Regions from separate parts of the Homo sapiens genome. Here region 1 is linked to region 2. Evidence: chromatin loops called from intact Hi-C (ENCODE). Cell type or tissue: heart left ventricle. All regions are shown on one strand. Each heading gives the region's core, and the rest is flanking DNA. Links, peaks and the distances in the headings are about the cores only.

Region 1 (8,562 bases), core at 2,011-4,510, 110 kb before region 2:
TTCTCGACAGACTTTGCACACCTGAGAAACACACTTGTATTCAGTTATTGGAATTTGAGGACTATTTGTTATAACAGCTAGCATGAATTACTATAACTAATACAAAAGAGAAACTGGAAAGGGTGGTCAAAATGTATCCACAGTCCTTTCCACAGCCGCTGGGCTGAGCTACAGGAAGTGGAAGCTGTGGTTATTCCACCCCTGTAACTGCTGTCCCCAGGTCCTGAGATAATGTCCACCTGTTCTTTGAGATAATGTCACCCAGATCTCCAGATCTTAAGGACCCATCTGGAATGTGGCCCCCTCCACTGTAGAACCCACATGGTTGCCACGGTTTTGCCTCATCGCGGGCACATTAACAGGTAAGGCCTGCGCGATTTTGCTGAGGAAAATGCAGCTCCCTTCAAGGTTGCCTGTGAGCTTAGGCAGTGAAAAGTTGTCTTAATAGAAAAAGTAGACCAGGTAGGACAGAGGAAGATTTGTGCCTGATTGCAAGAAAGCCACCCTATCTGCCATGGGTGAAGAAGGAGGGGAGAGCGATGACTTTACCTCTTCCGCTTGTTTTGCTAAATTGGTTTGACAGAGTTTCAGCAACAGCTTCAACTCCAGAGAAGCTACTCCAGAATGGCAAATTTGGTTTTCAGGCTCCAGTTATAGAGGCATGACCCCTGATCATCCAGATAGACAGAGAGAACCTTAACTTGGTTAAATAGATACTGTAAAGGATATAGATTAAACTGGCTTCCATCAAAAAATGTCCATCTTCTTTGCCCCCTAAAAGAAAGAAACAAAATAAATAAATAATAAGAAGACAAGGGCCAGGCATGATGGCTCATGCTGGTAATTCCAACATTTTGGGAGGCTGAGGCAGGAGGATCACTTGAGCCCAGGAGTTTGAGACCAGCCTGGGCAACATAGCAAGACCACATCTCCACAAAAATAAAAATAAAAACAAAAATTAGCTGGATGTGGTGGTGCATGCCTCTAGTCTCAGCTGCTCAGAAAGCTGAGGCAGGAGGATCACGTGAGTCTAGAAATTTGACACTACAGTGAGCTATAATCGCGCCACTGTACTTCAGACTGGATGACAGAGTAAGACCCTGTCTCTCAAAAAAAGTTTTTTTTTCAAAGACAAGGAAGGAGCAGAGGAGGAGAAAGAAGAGATGAATGACCCTCCTTATTTGACACAAATGCAGAAAGATACACAGTTGACCATTGAGCACTGTCGGAGTTATGAGTGGTGATCCCTTGAGCCGCCAAAAATTCACACAGAACTTTCAACTCCTTAAAAACCTAACTACTAATAGCCTACTTTTGACTGGAAACCAAGAAGATAAGCAGTTGATTGACACATATTTTGTATGTCTTATGTATTACATACTGTATTCTTACAATAAAGTAAACTAGAGAAAATAAAATGTTACTAAGAAAATCATAAGGAAGAGAAAATACATTTACTAGTCTATAAGTGAAAGCAGACCATCCTAAAGACCTCATTGTCTTCATGTGGAGTAGGACGAGGAGGACGAGGAGGAGGAGGGGTTAGCCTCGCTCTCTCTGGGGGCAGAGATGGAAGGAAAACCATGTACAAGTGGACTCGCGCAGTTCAAACCCGCGTTGCTCAAGAGCCACCTGCATGTTTTGCGATCCCAGGATCCAGTTTCCATTATCTGGAAAGAGTTCTAGCACTTCTGAGTCCCATTGTCCCTTGCTCAGGCAGCATTTGTGGATTAATTTCTCATCCTCAGCATGATGATGTTGGGTGCCCTGTGGTTTGACCCCTCAGCTCACCCATTCAGGTGGGAAGAACTTTTCTTTCTGCTTATTTAGCACAGGCGGGTAGGAAACTAACATCAGTCTTTTTCAGGTGGCCACTGCCCCCGGCCAGAGTGAACAGGACCAGGGACTCTCTGGGGGGTCTGGCAGGAACCATGGCTGTGGCTGAGGAAGCACTCTGGTATGTATCAAGTGCAGCGTGTGTCCTGACTCGTGAGGCTGCCCCAGATCCAATGCATAAAAGGGAGAATCCAGTTGGCCCCACTGTAGTAACATGCCTACCGCTTGGCCAGGGAGAGCAGGGCGCCTTGATTGACAGTCTACCATGCGGGTGAGCTAATTCCCTGGAATGCACAGGACGGGGATGAGGTCATTTCCTGGAAAGGAAATGGGGTGCTATTAGCATGAACGGGGAGCAGCAAAAACAACAAATGTCCATTCTACCTCCTTTCTAAGTTCATAGATTTGATTTTAGCCCAAGACTCCTGGAGACTGATGCTTTCATTCAAAGGCTTGGCATCCATGGAAAGGTGGAAAAGCATGCCCTGGTTGGGTGGTAAAGAGAGAACACCACTCCATGCAGCGTCCTGACACTGGAAACTGATGACTGACCTGGATGCTCATTTCCTCCTGTGAAATTATTCCTCTCCTATTTCAGAAATGAGGAAGGTGGGGCAAAGATGAGAAAACTGCCCAACATCATCAGCTAAGCAGAAACCCGCCATGCGTCCGAGATCTCTGTCTTAAGGCTCAACCTCCCGACCCCAAGCATCCCTCTCGGTCAACTTCCCCTGCTGACAGGAGGGTCCTGGGGGGCTGAGGGCCTCACCACCACTGGAACCATTTCTGAAAGCACGCATCCTCCTGGGGTAGGGGCATGGGGCGTGGCTGTAGGCTTGACTTGAGGCTGACTGTTCCTGTCAAGGCTGGGGAGGGAGGGGACCAGGAAGGGGGTCAGGAACGGGAAGGAACACAACGTGACAGATTTCAAAAGGTGACAATATTTTCCTGAAAATATAGTGTCTATGTGCAGTAGGTTTCGATATAACTAACCTTCTCTCTTGAGTTTGAGCTGGGAATTGATTTTTTTTTTTTTTTTACAGGAAAAGGAAATGCATGGGTGTGGAGCTGCCAGCAGCGAGGGAAGTTCCCAGGCGACTTGTCATGATGCAATTTATAGACCCAAGTCTCAGAAAGGCTGTGGCGGGCTGAGGAGAGGGTGTGATTTGCTGACAGTGGAGCCTGGCACCTGGCACCCATCCACGCCGCTGAGCTCAGCATGCACGTGTGTCGCCGGGACACGACGGCATCAGGGCCATTGAAGTGAAAAGGGCAGAAGGCAAATGCACTCATCCAGAGCGGACATAAAAAAGGAACCCGGAAAGCAACAGAGAGGGGAAGGGGAGCTGGCTCCAGGGTGAGGGGCCTCCCACGACCTCTCCGAGACCTGACTTGCCGCAGCTAATTGAACCTGCCCTCCGCTCCTGAAACACACATAGCATGGATGCTGGCAAGGTCTTCCTGCCCAAGAGAAGAACGTCCCTTTCGCTGTCAGTCCAGCTCTTCTGGGAAGTGGACAAATGGACCTCAAGGGACAGAATCAAATAACTTGACTCCCACCCTGTCCCCGAGGCTTTCCCCAGAGCCACAGAGACCAGAGGAAGCGGCTGGAAGACTCTGCGAGAGCCCATTAGGCAGCAAGTCCTGACAGTCCACATGGCGTCCCGGCCTAGGGCCGCAGCGGTGTTTACAGAGCCCGGGGGCCCTGCCAGAGCTAACATGCCACACGCTCGGCCCATCTGGGCAGGCTGGAAAAAGTCAACCATTTTCCTCTGGATCCCGATGGCTGTGGCTCAAAACATTCCGCACAGCTACATTTGCTTCCCTCCCCTCACATCTCTTCAGAAAACCCACACATCTGTATACACACTTGAAAATAAATAAGCATAAATGCAGAATCCACACTGAAGGTGGGGGGCAGGACAGGCCTCGGGGGCTCCTCTCTGCACGGACCCTGCCTGAAGCTGCTCTCCTGCCCCAGGACAGCCCACCCCGGGCAGGCTCCAACTGCAGCATTTTCTAGAAGTGTGAGAACTCTTACCAACGTGCTACCTGGCTCTGTGGCTCCCCAGTCAACACAAACACAATTTTGAGGTCTGCAGTTCAAATTTGCTTCCCCTACAAGCTTCTGAGCTGGGTTCATAGGGCAAAAAGGCCCGAGTTTCTTTTCAAGTCAATTGGAAACCCTCCAAGCCAAGACCCGTCCCCATACACCAACTTTACCAAGGTTTTCCTTCTCACTAACACAACAAAAGATAAAGCCTCTGCTCTGCTCTTTTTGAGCTTATTCTTGTCCATTTTTCAAACTCGGCCTCGTTGTTTTGATCCTCTTGGATCCTGGGGATTGAAAGTGCCACCTGATTTCTGGAAGCCTGGGGGTGCACGGGTGGTCCTGTCCTCTTAGCATGCTGTGGGGCAAGGGAAGGCAGTTGGGGTTTGAAGCCAGGCTAATTCAGGGTGCCGCTGAACAACAGCCACCACAGAGAAAGCAGAGAGCCATGCACACACACTCGCCAGGGGCCAGCAAAGGGTGCTGCCATCTGCAGCTGCATTGTTGACCGTCACATAGCTGCTTCTCACACTTGGGTGTCTACAAAATGGCCACGATATCAGTTGCTATGGTAATGGGCATCCTGGTGAGTGTGCCAGGAGCCAGCCTTTTGCCCCTAAAACCTCAGCCTCCAGTAGGCAACTGGCTGGGCCCTCCTCTGACTGGCAGACATCTTTCTCCTGTCGAAGTGCAGCTCCCAGCACCTCCTCTGCAAAGCTCCCTCACCCCGGTACATCCAATCACCCCTCAGGATTTGAAAACCCATTTTCTCCCTCACAGTTTTAAGATGACATTTTTAAAAACTTTTATTGTGAGTTTAAATAGTTGCAGAGAATGTCATTTCCTTACTATTGTAAATATTAGCATTTTAAAATAAAACCATTACATCACTCTTTTAAACTCTGCCAATGGAACTAAGTAGCGGAGCAATTCTGTACCCACAATGACCAATTTTTAAAATACATGAAAAGTCTTCTTTATTTGCTTCTTGTTCCATTTTCTCCTTGAACTCATATTTCCATTCCATTTACTCCTCGTACTTCTTAGCAATTGTCATTTGCTAAGGAATATCTTAGCAATTGTCATGTTTGAAAGTTATTTTCATAAATGACCATCATTATCATTCTATTCTGACACAAAAATGCACATACACTAAAATTTTAATTTCAGTATCATTGTAAGACTGTAAGGTTTAAACAGCTTTTTCTAGACCAAGTTTATAATTTCAATAATCATCAGAATACAATTGATCAAAACAACATAGCTCTATAATGTGTTTAAATAAATAATCAAAAAGGTGTTTTTTTCAATCAGCTGATATACTCACAGAAGAAAATTACTTATTGCTAAAATGAAATGGGGTCCAAAATTAATTCTATTTCTATTTCACATTTTTAGAAAAACATTGTGAGAAACTTTGTTCTCCTCAAAAACAAGAGATCAATGAAAGGAGTTTTATGATGTCAAAAATTACATTATAAACTATTATCAAAAATTAGTAATGACCTGTCACCTGACAAATCAACTTGGTCCCCCTTCAATTTTGTCAAAAGAAAAGAAATGGAAACCATGAGACATGAAAATGTATTTGTTACCCAGTCATTTGTCATTCACTGTCTTGATTCTGGGAAATACACCAAAAAGACTGCCCCCAAACTTCTCAGATGACTGCTAATTATACCTGCTACTCATTTACTTAGAGATTCCTTGTTAACATGGAAAAGGTTAGGAAAATTAAAATACTAGTCATTTTAACACAACTTTGCCAATACAATTTTTTTTTTTGCCTTTCAAATTGAGATGTAATTCACATACCAGAAAGATCACTCTTTTAAAGTGTGCAATTTAGTGGGTTTTAGTATCTTCAGAAAGTTGTGCAGCCATCACCACTGTCTAATTCCAGGACATTTGCATCTCCCCAGCAAGAAATTTCATACCTATTAGCAGCTACTCTTCATTCCCCGCTCCACCCTCACGATTTTCAATGAAGTTATTTTATCTCATCATATGCTTTAAGTACATTTTCATCCAAATCATGGCATTTTAGGTGCAGCTCATTCAGTTCATGGAAATGCCTGCCATGTAACCTATTTGGCAAAGCAGTCCATTCATCAAGACAGCAGCCAAGCCAGATCTAGCTTCAGTTAGGAAAAAACTGACTTCAATTTCAAAGCAATGTGTTAATATGCATCCCTTCCCAACCATCTTACTTCTGAATTCTAATTCTGAGATGAGAGATTGATGTACAAGGCGTATTGCATACCTCAGGTTTTATTCCAGACCACCGCAATAAAACAAATATCACAAACATCACAATAAAGTGAGTCACACATTGTTTTGGTTTCCTAGTGCTATAAAAGTTATGTTTACACTACACTGTAGTCCATTAAGTGTGCAATAGAGTTATGTTTTTTAAAGATGTACATGCCGTAATTCAAAAATATTTTATTGCTAAAAAAATGCTAATGATCATCTGAGCGTTAAGTGAGTCACAGTCTTTTTGCTGGTAGAGGGCCTTGCCTTGATGTTGATAGCTGCTGACTGATCAGGGTGGTGGCAGCTGAAGGCTGGGGTGACTGTGGCAATGTCTTAAAATAAGACAACAGTGAAGTCTGCCACATCAATTGACTCTCCGTTTCACAAAAGATTTCTCTGTAGCAGGTGATGCTGTTTGATAGCATTTGACCCACAGTAGACCTTCTTTCAAAATTGGAGTAAATCCTCTCAAACCCTGCAGTGCTTTATCAACTAAGATTATGGAATATTCTAAATCTTTTGTTGTCATTCAACAATGTTCACAGCAGCTTCACCAGGATCAGAGTCCATCTCACTTTCTTTGCTCATCCATGAGAATCAACTCCTCATACACTAAAGTTTTATCATGAGATTGCAGCAATTCAGTCACACTTTTGGACTCCACTTCTAATTTTAGTTTTCTTGCTATTTTCACCATATCTGCAGTGACTTCCTCCTCTGAAATGTTGGCCCCTCAGAGTCATCCATAAGGGTTGGAATCCAGTTCTTCTAAACTCCTGTTAATATTGATACTTTGACCCCTTCCATAAATCACAAATGTTCTTAATGGCATCTACTATGGTGAATCCTTTCTAGAAGGCTGTCAATGTACTTTGCCCAGATCCATTAGAGGAATCACTAAGTATGGTAGCTAAGGCCTTATGAAATGTATTTCTTAAATACTGAGTCTTGAAAGTCAAAGTGACTGCTTGATCCATGAGCTGCTGAATGGATGTTGTGTTCACAGGCATGAAAACAATGTTGATCTCCTTGCACATCTCTGTTGGAGCTCTTGGGTGACCAGGTACATTAACAATGAGCAGTAATATTTGGAAAAGAATCTTTGTTTCTGAGCAGTAGTTCTCAATAGTGGGCTTAAAATCTTCAGTAAACCATGTTGTGAACAGATGTGCTGTCATCCTGGCTTTGTTGTTCCATTTATAGAACACAGGCAGTGGATTTAGCCCAGTCCTTTTTTTTTTTTTTTTTTTTGAGAGGGAGTCTTGCTCTGTCACCCAGGCAGGAGTGCAGTGGCATGATCTCGGCTCACTGCAACCTCTGCCTCCCGGGTTCTAGTGATTTTCCTGCCTCAGCCTCCCAAGTAGCTGGGACTACAGGTGCACACCACCACAACCAGCTAATTTTTGTGTTTTTCAGTAGAGATGGGGTTTCACCATATTGGGCAGGCTGGTCTCGAACTCCTGACCTTGTGATCTGCCCACCTGAGCCTCCCAAAGTGCTGGGATTACAGGCGTGAGCCACTGTGCCCGGCTCCTAATTCTTAAGGGCCCTGGGATCTTCAAAATGGTAAATGAACATTGGCTTCAACTTATAGTCACCAGCTGCATTAGCCTCTAACAAGAGAGTCAGCCTGTCCTTTGAAGCCAGGCACTGACTTCTCTTCTCTAGCTATGAAAGTCCTAGGTAGCATCTTCTTTGCATTTAAGGCTGTTTTACCTACACTGAAAATCTGTTGATTGGTGTGGCCACCTTCATCTTAGCTAGATCTTCTGGATAACTTGCTGCAGCTACTACATCTCCACTTGCTGTTTCACTGTGTACTTTTATGTTATGGAGATGGCTTCTTTCCTTAAACCTCGTGAACCAACCTCTGCTAGCTTCTGACTTTTCTTCTGCAACTTCCTCACTACTCTCAGCCTTCACAGAATTGAAGAGATTCAGTACTGAGCCTTGCTCTGGATTAGGCTTTGGCTTAAATGAACATTATAGCTAGTTTGACCTTCTATCCAGACCACTCAAACTTTCTCCAGGTCAGCAAAAGGGGTATTTTGCTATGTTATCATTCGTGTGTTCACTGGAGTAGCACTTTCAATTTCTTTTACAAACTCTTCCTTTACATTCACAATTTGGCTAACTGTTTGGCTCAAAAGGCTTAGCTTTTGGCCTGTCTCAGCTTTCAACATGCCTTCCTCATTCAGCTTAATCATGTCTAGCTTAATCATTTAATGTCAGAGATATGCAACTCCTCCTTACTGGAACACTTACTAGCCATTAGGGTTATTAACTGGCCTACTTTTAATATTGTTTTGTCTCAGGGAGGCCCAAGGCAAGGGATATAGACAAGGAATGGGCACTCAGAACACACACAGCATTTATTGATTAAGTTCGCCATCTTTTATTGGAATGGTTCATGGTGCCCC
Region 2 (8,562 bases), core at 3,913-6,412:
CTCAGTTACTCATTTGAAAGCCTTCCAATTGCTGGAGGTTACCGTGAGGGAGGAGATGAATGGAAACTCTTAGGCACCCATTTTTATTGGGAGCCAGAGAAGAGGGGAGCTTAAAATGAAGAATGTGTGAACACATGTATGCATGTGCAAGTGTGTGTATAAGTGTGTATGTTGATGGTACAAGAGTAACACTGGGCCAGGCACAGTGGCTCAGACCTGTGATTCCAGCACTTTGGAAGGCCAAGGTGGGCGGATCACAAGGTCAGGAGATCAAGACCATCCTGGCCAACATGGTGAAACCTCATCTCTACTAAAAATACAAAAATTAGCTGGTGTGGCGGTGTGTGCCTGTAATCCCAGTTACTCGAGAGGATGAGAATTGCTTGAACCCGGGAGGTGAAGGTTGCAGTGAGCCAAGATTGTGCCACTGCACTCCAGCCTGGTGACAGAGTGAGACTCCATCTCAAAAAACAAAAACAAAAACAAAGAGTAACACTGTATCTCCAGTAGCAACAATATTCAGAAAGACAACCTCGCCTATGCATACTCATTGTGGTCTGTTTTCAGTCGGTTTCAGGCCTGTTTCAAAAGTCCTATTGTCCTGTCTTCCAATGCCCCCTAAATCTCCATCTGGCCCTGCCCTGAAATCTTCAGCTTTGGAATTATTCTTCTGTGTATGGCTCCAAAAGTCCAAGTTAACCAGCAAAAGTATTGTCTAGTAGCCTCATCAGCCATTAACACCTGGATGCCAATTGGCTTATCAGACTGGGAAGACTTGGAGCTGAGCGGTGTTGTCTGGTAGCCTTGTGTGCCATTAACACCTCCATGCCAATTGACTTAGATTGGGCAGCACTGGAGCTGGTTTTTGGGAAGTGGGGAGACATAAGCAACTTTAGAAGTGTGGAGGCAGCTGTTTGATGAGAGAGGGCCCACCCTGGTGGGAGTCTCAGAGAAGCACTAGAAGGTAACACATAAGGGTGTTGAGTCCCTGACCCCCAACCAGAACCTATATCATTGACTTAATGCTTCTAGCATCTGAGAGTGGAGAGAAGAGAGGCACAGCACTGACATAATCTGCGAAGATTGATTTCAAAGGAAGGAAAAGAAAGACAGGTTGCTTTTGGGAGACGTTACATGGAAAATGTTTATTTAGAAACAGAATGCTTGTTCCCTGGTGCTGCAAAGAAACAGCACTCGAAGAAACAGCACTCGAACATAAATTTAATTCTCTCAGCAAGGCCATTATTACTTTCTGCAGAAAGGGTGCTCATCAGAGATGAAACAATGTGACAGCACACCTGAACAAAGGAGGGAAGCAATTTTTATCCCTTACATAGTTTGTTCCTGAGACTGTGTCCTGTCTCCATTGGCTGGAGCCAGACCTCACAATCTAAACTAAAACCAGATTGGCTAACAGTTTAAAACTTTTCTAAATAGGTAAAAGTAATGAAAAGACAAAGGAAAACAGGAAGTTGCTTGTGCCATACAGGGAAGGGCCATAGGCTGCCAGCTGGAACTTGCCTGTGAGCATGTCCAGCATAAATATCTTGGTTAAGGTACAAGGACATAGAATGTACTATGTGCCTGTGAGCATGTTTAACAGCTACATACGATAGGGCTTAACAAAGAGTTATTAGCACAAAGCAAGGAGGCTTGAAGGAAGTTAGTTTTTAAAAGAAACTATTATTTTTAACACTTATGATTTATTCTTTAACAAGAAGGGAAGGGGAAACTTTGAAGAGGAACTTTTTACATTCTACAAGAGAGAACATTTCCAGGGGCTTCCCTCCTTCCTATACTTGTACGTTTTAACACCAGATTTTCTACTCCCTGCCTCATTATGCCACTCCTGCCCAACTCTAAGTACTTACACTCTTGTACAAAACAAACTTGTCTTTGCTCCCAATTGTAAAGCCTTGGACTAAGATAAGACTCATATGAACACATTCAGTCCTAACTAAGGGACAGCGTAGACCACCAGGACCACAAAGACTGGGTAGTTCTGTCGTCCTCCTGTCTGCACACTCAAGAAAGGCGATTTCCTAGAAGCCCAGGTAGCTTTAGGGCTCCTCCCTGCCCAGGCCACTTCAAGGCCCTGTACTTAATTTTGTGTTTGCAGTTTTGAGTTGCTAAAGAAGCTCCCCACTCCCCGTTCACTCTGAAAGCTGCCTAAGTCCTAGGCCACACAAAACTAGTGTCCACTCTTGAGTATCAGCCTTGGCCACAACTCAGCAGGAGCATGTAGCCAAGTGTGCTTCCATGAGGGTCTTCATTTTAACTAGAAAAAGCAAACTCCTCAAGTTCTGCTGTAATTTTCCTAGCAACTGTATATTGTGGGCCATTTAAATGCCCTTTGTCGGCTGTTTCTCTTTTTTCTTATCCCCCTTTCTCCCTCATATTCTAGACCCCTCTATTTGGAGATTATGTATACCTTCCTGTTCATAACCCCACTCACATTTATAGATAAACAGGGCCCTTTGATATGACACCAAAAGACAGGGGGAAGTGTTTCGAAGGGAAATGTTGGGTTTTTTGTTGTTGTTGTTACAACTATTGTGACTTTTAGAATCCATGGTCAGCCAATATGCATTTGAGTCCATTTTTGACTGAAGTCACTGGTATGAAAATGACCTTCTGGACCAGCCAAATTCACAGGGCTGCCCCCCTTCTAATGCTTAATTACTTAACGTGTCTCAAACACATACATTCTGGAAACTCAAATGACTCTGCTCAAGAATGGCTACGTCATCTTTGTGGGAGGGAGATCCCAAAACTCCTAGGATGATTATTATTATTTAATAACACATGGGGCACCTCTTCTACCCCCGCCCCGCCCCCCCCGCCCCCAACACACACACACACCTAATCACACTGTCAGCCCAGAATGAAGTGAGAAGAGTCTGGCTTTATTTCAAGACCAGCTAGTCAGCTCTTCAGAGCTGCAGTAAATGTTCTCACTCCCTCTACCCTGCCCTTGTATCTGTAATTCATCTTTATTCATAATGTGGCCCATTTAAAGTCGCAGTGTGTGAAACACCGTCTACCAGCGGCGGGGTTGAGCAGATAAAATGTCAGACATTGTAGCGGGGGCGCTCCCGAATAGAACGCTTCAGTCTTGAGCGAGAGCAGGGTTATCCGCGCGACCCACCAGCTCCTAGGTTTAGGCCAGTCACCCAAGGCCGCCTGGCACAGGACGGCACAGTAGGTGGGAGCATTTGGGTGGCATACCCCAGAAACCACAGGAATCAGAAGAGAAAGGGAGCAAATGTCAATCCGTGATTCTTCGGACCAGGTACAAATCTTGGTTTCCAAGGGACGCCACCTTGGTCTCTTTCAGAAGAAACGGCTTCCGAGGGACCGACACGAATCCGCACACATCTCGTGCTGAAATTTCCCCGGGAAGGCGCTGTGATCTGTCCGGTTTTCCTGCTCCCCGCCCCTCTGGCGGCCCGTAGGCCTGTCATCTAGAAGGCTCCCAGCTTTTCCGCGCTTCCGTGGGAATGCGAGAAGGAAAGGCTTTGAGAATGCAAGCATGAAAGGTGGTGTTCTTCTGCAGTCCTCTGGGAACCCCCCACTTCCCGGACCGCTGAGGATGCTAAAAGGAGCTTCCTTGCTTCCCCACACCTCCCCCGACCGGCGTTGGGACAAGATGGCCAAATGTTAGCAAATAATGTGTGCGGGGGCGGGGGAGCCGAGCACAAGGTGGAGAAGCCGCGGGAGCGCGCGGAGACCCCCAGCCCGGCGGCCCCCCGCAAACACGGCCGCGGGGGGCGGGGAGAGGGTGGCTAGGCTCGCGGGAGCTCGCCGGGCAGGGCGCCTCCCAGGAAGGCGGGGAGGGGAGCGCCTGTTTACCCAGGAGGGCTGTGCTGATAGCACGTTCCTCGAGTTTACTTTGCTTTCCTTGAGTTTATTGTAAAGGGGTAAAGTTTTCGGATCCGTCACGTGACCCTGACAGGTCCTGCCTATGGCGCGGCAGACCACCCACGCCGAGGGCCATGGAACTGCTTAATAGAAACAGGCTTGTAATTGTGAGTCCGCGCTGCACTCCGCCGAAAGCCTCCGGCGGCCCAGCGCGCCGGGGTTTTTACACTTTCCGTTCCTTTTGTAAAGACGGAGGAGGAGGAGAAGAAGAAGAAGAAAACGGAGGAGAAGAAAAAGACGACAGGGGAGACAAAGAGACCCGCAGCGACAAGGCAAGGGGGAGACGAGGGAAGACTGGGAGAAGACGGAGGAGCGGAGGACGAGGAAAGGGGGGCCAGGGAAAAAAAAGGAATTGATGTGAAATCCAAGCCCAGCGTCCGCGCCATCGGCACCCGCGCTCCGAGCAGGGGTTGACGGCCGGCTATGGTGAGTGCAGCCAGCGCGGCGGCCGCCGACGCCACCTCGCCTCGCGCGCCGTGCTCCTCGGGCGGCGCGGGGACACGGGGACGCGGGACGCCCCGCGCGGCGGACGGAGGAGCGAGCCCCGAGCGCCGGGCAGGAGGGGCGGGCCGCGCGCCGGGGCCGTGGAGCCGGGTGGGCTGCGCCGCCTGGGCGCGGGAGCGCGGGTCCCGCGCCTCCACGCTCGCTCGCACGCCCGGGCCCCCGCCCCCGAGGCCAGCCCCGCGTGGCGGGGAGGGGGCTGGCCGCGGCGGGCCCCGGCTGAGGAACGGCTCCGGGGGGAATTCTCACGGAGGGGGTCGCCGGAGCTCCCATTTTCACGCCTGAAAGGGTCGCCACCTTGGCTTCCGCTCATCAGCCTGGTGGTGGCTACTGACTCGCCAGCGGAGGCAGAGCTGGTGATGGAAGGGCTGGTGCGGAGAGTGACAGCGCCGAGGGGAGGGGGCTCAGAGCGCGCGCGCGGAAGCCGCTGCCGCCAGCTCGCGGGAGCAGCCGCAGCCGCAGGGAAGGGCACGCTCGCGCCCCGCAGACCCGCTCTCGAGCCCGCACGCACGCCTAGGGGTGCGGGACACCCGGGCTAGAAGAGACGCACCTTACCCACCTCCCCTCCCATGCTGCGGGAAAAGGGCCAGAGAGGCTTTTGGAGTTCTGGAAGGGGCGGTGGGTAAGAGAGGTGGTGTGTGTGACTCTTATGCCCACCGATTCAGGCGCTTGGGTGGCTGCCACCCTTACAGAGATGGGCGACCAGCCCAGTGCTTAGAGTGCAGAGTGCGGCCTCAGGGGAGCCCGGGGGCGGGCCGGACCGATTCTCACTTTACAGGCCCGGGCCCAGCGCTGAACCCCAAGACCCCCAGAAACTGTGCCTCTGGGTGACATGCGCTGTGTCTCCACGTATTTAGTACGTTCATGTTTAAAATGATGCTAGCGTGTGGATGAGCACACTCTCAGGGAAACTGATCTGTTTCCATCACCTAAGAAGAACCATATGGGTGGGCGGCTGTGGAAGACACCCACAGACCTGTTTTCCTGCACCTGGGAGAGAAGACCGTCTTCCTCCCTTTTTATCCTTTCTTCCTCCCTGGGGAGGAGAAATACAAAAGAACTAGACATAAATAATAAAGAGCCACAATGGGTGGCTCTAAATATTTGATAATTGGATCACTGAGGTCTTGAACTACCACAATAGTCCTTTTTCAGCATTCTGTGTGTGTGCATTTCTTTTAGGTTTTTATTTATTTCTGTGTTTATTGGCGACAGTAGTTCAGCATGCAATTAATCGCCTCCACAAAGAAAGACAATGCTTTATGGTGTCATCCTTTGTTATTGCAACTTAAAATTTCTGGGTGGTACTCCGGATAAATTGTTGCCTCAGGTGCATGGAGTGCCCAAGTTGTAAAACAAGGGGCTTTCGATTGTGAGTTTATGTGTGTTCCAGTTGTCACCCAGCTTCCTTCCACAAGGCTATAAAATGCCTTTGAGTCCATGATCTGTTTCAATTAAAATGTTGAATCAAGGTAGACATCAATAGGCCCCGCCATTCTCAATTTGGGGTATTAGCTTCATTTCAAACTCACTGTGAGTGGTGTATCTAATTTCTGGTTATAAAGTAGTCATAATCTTTGAAGCTATTTGAACAAAACTTAGAACCATTTGGAATTATTTTCTGAAAAGAAAAAGGCTGTTTTACAAAATTATCTTCAACTTTCTACAGATAGATAAACTGATGAGGTTAATCAATGTGGATTAAAATATGTCTCCCGTTTTTATCCTCATTCCTCTCTCTCTCTCACACACACACACACACACACACACACCTTTTATTTTCTCCAGCCTCTGCCACAGTGTATAATGCCCTATTGAGACGTGTAGGCGTGATGTGTAAACCGGATTAGCAGTATGAAAGAAAGACACACAATAAGCTGGAATTGTTTTACTTCCCTTTCATTTCTCATGCCTATATTTCTGATAAATTTGTTGCTCCAGCAGTGGGTCAAAGGGATCATGTTGCTCAGCTTCTTTTTCATGCAGGACCCAATAGCAGAGATCACTGAAATGAATGGTGTGCCTCCTAGCAAACGCAAAGCTTGATAGAGATATATTAGACAGGGAGAGGCGAGGAGAGGGAAGGATGCAAAACATGTTCAAAGTCTGGGTGTTGTAGGAATACATCTCTATCCATGAGAGGAAAGCAATGTGGGTAAGAATATATTTGGAGAGAGAGGGATCAATGCAGGGGTCAATGCTCTGTTTTCTTTCAAGTTCATAGTAGGCTCTGAACATTCAGCAGTTGGTGACATGCTTAGCAAGAGAATACCAATAGCTTTTGGCAATACATAAAGTCTAATTCCCCTTTCAAGCTAGTATTTAGACCTGGAGTAATCAATGTGGAGATTTCTGGGACCTTCTCAGGACACTCCCCTCTGCCGCTTTCCCCACCCCCAGCTCACTGTAAGCTCAAAAAATGCCAGTGCTCCCGGGTTTGTGCTGTAGACCCCTCATTTACTCCTTTGTGGAGTTAGGAGCAGCTTCCCATTAAAGGAGATCAGGGGTAATTAGCAGCATTATTTTGACAAGTTGGCTAGAGCTGTTCCCTTTCCTCCAGCCTGGGGAGGGGGTAAATAAGGGGAGGAAACAGAAGGTGGAAGGGAGTAGGGGAGGGGAGTCAAGCCCAGTAGTTTTAAATTTTGTAGCTGCTGAATCTCCCCCCACCCCGTCCCCGACTTCCCTGAAACCTTTTAGACTCATTTTCTACCATCACCTTTTAAGAATATACAAAAGCTGCCAATGAGAAAATAGTAAGGCATTCTTAGGGAGCCAAGAAAATGTGGTGGATGGTGGCACATTGGCTTGAGTTGAGTCGACTCAACTCATATTCAAGGTACCTGCTTGGAACTGCTGAAGCCCTGCCTTGACCATCACTCACATCCTGTATCCTGGGCTCCCCATGCAGTAAAAGAATATTGCATCAAATCCCCAATTCCTCTCTCCATCCGACCCTCTCAACAAAAATACTGTAGGACTTAAAATCATGTTTGCAATTCCTTGTATTTCTGGAAGAGTATTAAACTCAGTAGACAAAATTATAAATGGCCCCAGGGTCAAATTACTGGAATACATTAACCCCTTTATTCATTTATACTCTGCAAAACTTGCCAAATTACATTGGATTTTAAAGACTCATTTGGTTTGATCTGAGAAACCAGTGAAAAGTTAAATCTCACTGTGGTTTTTCATAACTCCACCAAGTCTGGCTTCCACAATTGCTTACCATTGGAACATCCCAACACAAAGGGCAGATGTTTTATTTCATTGTCATCATTTGGATAATCTGATGTCATTTTTGAAATGTGTGTGGTGTGGCCATGGATATTTGTAGTATTGGAACAGAGAAGGGAGGAGATGTGAGGGAATCCGGAGAGCTTAAGGCATCTGCTTTGAAAACTACACACTCCAATGAGAAGTCTTGGATCATGACTGGGAGACCAAAATGACAATTTATGCATTGAGATGAACTTTACTTGGAAAGGGGAAATGGAACACTCAGCTGTTGCTTCATAAAGGCTGGCAACTCCTGCTGGCTGATAAGGCCCCAAGTTCTCACTTATTTTTATTTGGTAACTGTCACAAGGGGTGCCAGAGGCAGAAGGGCCATTTAAAGGGACTGTCTTCCCGGAGGACACCTTAGCAGGTCTGGCTGCCCCAGTCTGCATCTCAGATCTGTGGAATCCTTGTGGTTAGTTGAAGTTAACAAACCCGGTGTGGCACAGCAGTCCCCTGCACAGGGCATGCATATTAAAGCCGACAATGCTTACAAATGTAAATAAGGGCAGATTGATTAGGAACAACATTATCGCTGGGAATGTCGCACTCGCATGCATCAGCAATGAGGCAAATTGGGGGCAGCCTCAGCCCTGACCACCCAAGTCGAGCAGGCTTTTACACTGGCTCCTCTTCCCTTTCTTAAAACGTTACAGAAACAAGGCCAATTAGATCCTCAAAGTAATTCATCTCTAAGTATGAAAAAAGCAGACCACAGGGGAAGCGGCGGGTGGGGGGTGGGGAGATTAAGATAGCGCTCGTTAGAGCCGAGGCTCCGGAGTGCGTCCTGGAACCCACGGGTAGAATTTACAGGCCGGGACCATTGTCTGAGATGCTGAAAAGTTAACCCATCAAACAGCGGGC

What was found. A loop is a pair of places that touch in the nucleus more often than their neighbours do. Peaks named below come from ENCODE experiments on the same cell type or tissue, not always from the same donor. Only the 100,000 strongest peaks of a DNase experiment are listed, where the experiment ranks them.
Region 1: a loop joins it to region 2, with 2.6 times the contacts of the local background. A loop is called at or near these places in 11 of 110 quality-filtered maps.

The regions. Positions count from the first base shown.
Region 1 is chr9:95,621,495-95,630,056 of GRCh38, reverse strand. No RefSeq gene overlaps it. Among named protein-coding and RNA genes, the nearest start is that of PTCH1, 120 kb to the right of the region's middle. RefSeq lists enhancers at 1,976-2,270, 1,743-2,942, 2,795-3,474. In heart left ventricle, for the core only: no CTCF peak of the experiment used is centred there; DNase peaks (open chromatin) are centred at 3,026 and 3,512; H3K27ac peaks cover 1,223 bases.
Region 2 is chr9:95,512,254-95,520,815 of GRCh38, reverse strand. It overlaps a transcript of PTCH1 not described here. Among named protein-coding and RNA genes, the nearest start is that of PTCH1, 7.3 kb to the right of the region's middle. RefSeq lists an enhancer at 7,784-8,562. In heart left ventricle, for the core only: no CTCF peak of the experiment used is centred there; DNase peaks (open chromatin) are centred at 4,071 and 4,945; H3K4me3 peaks cover 1,438 bases.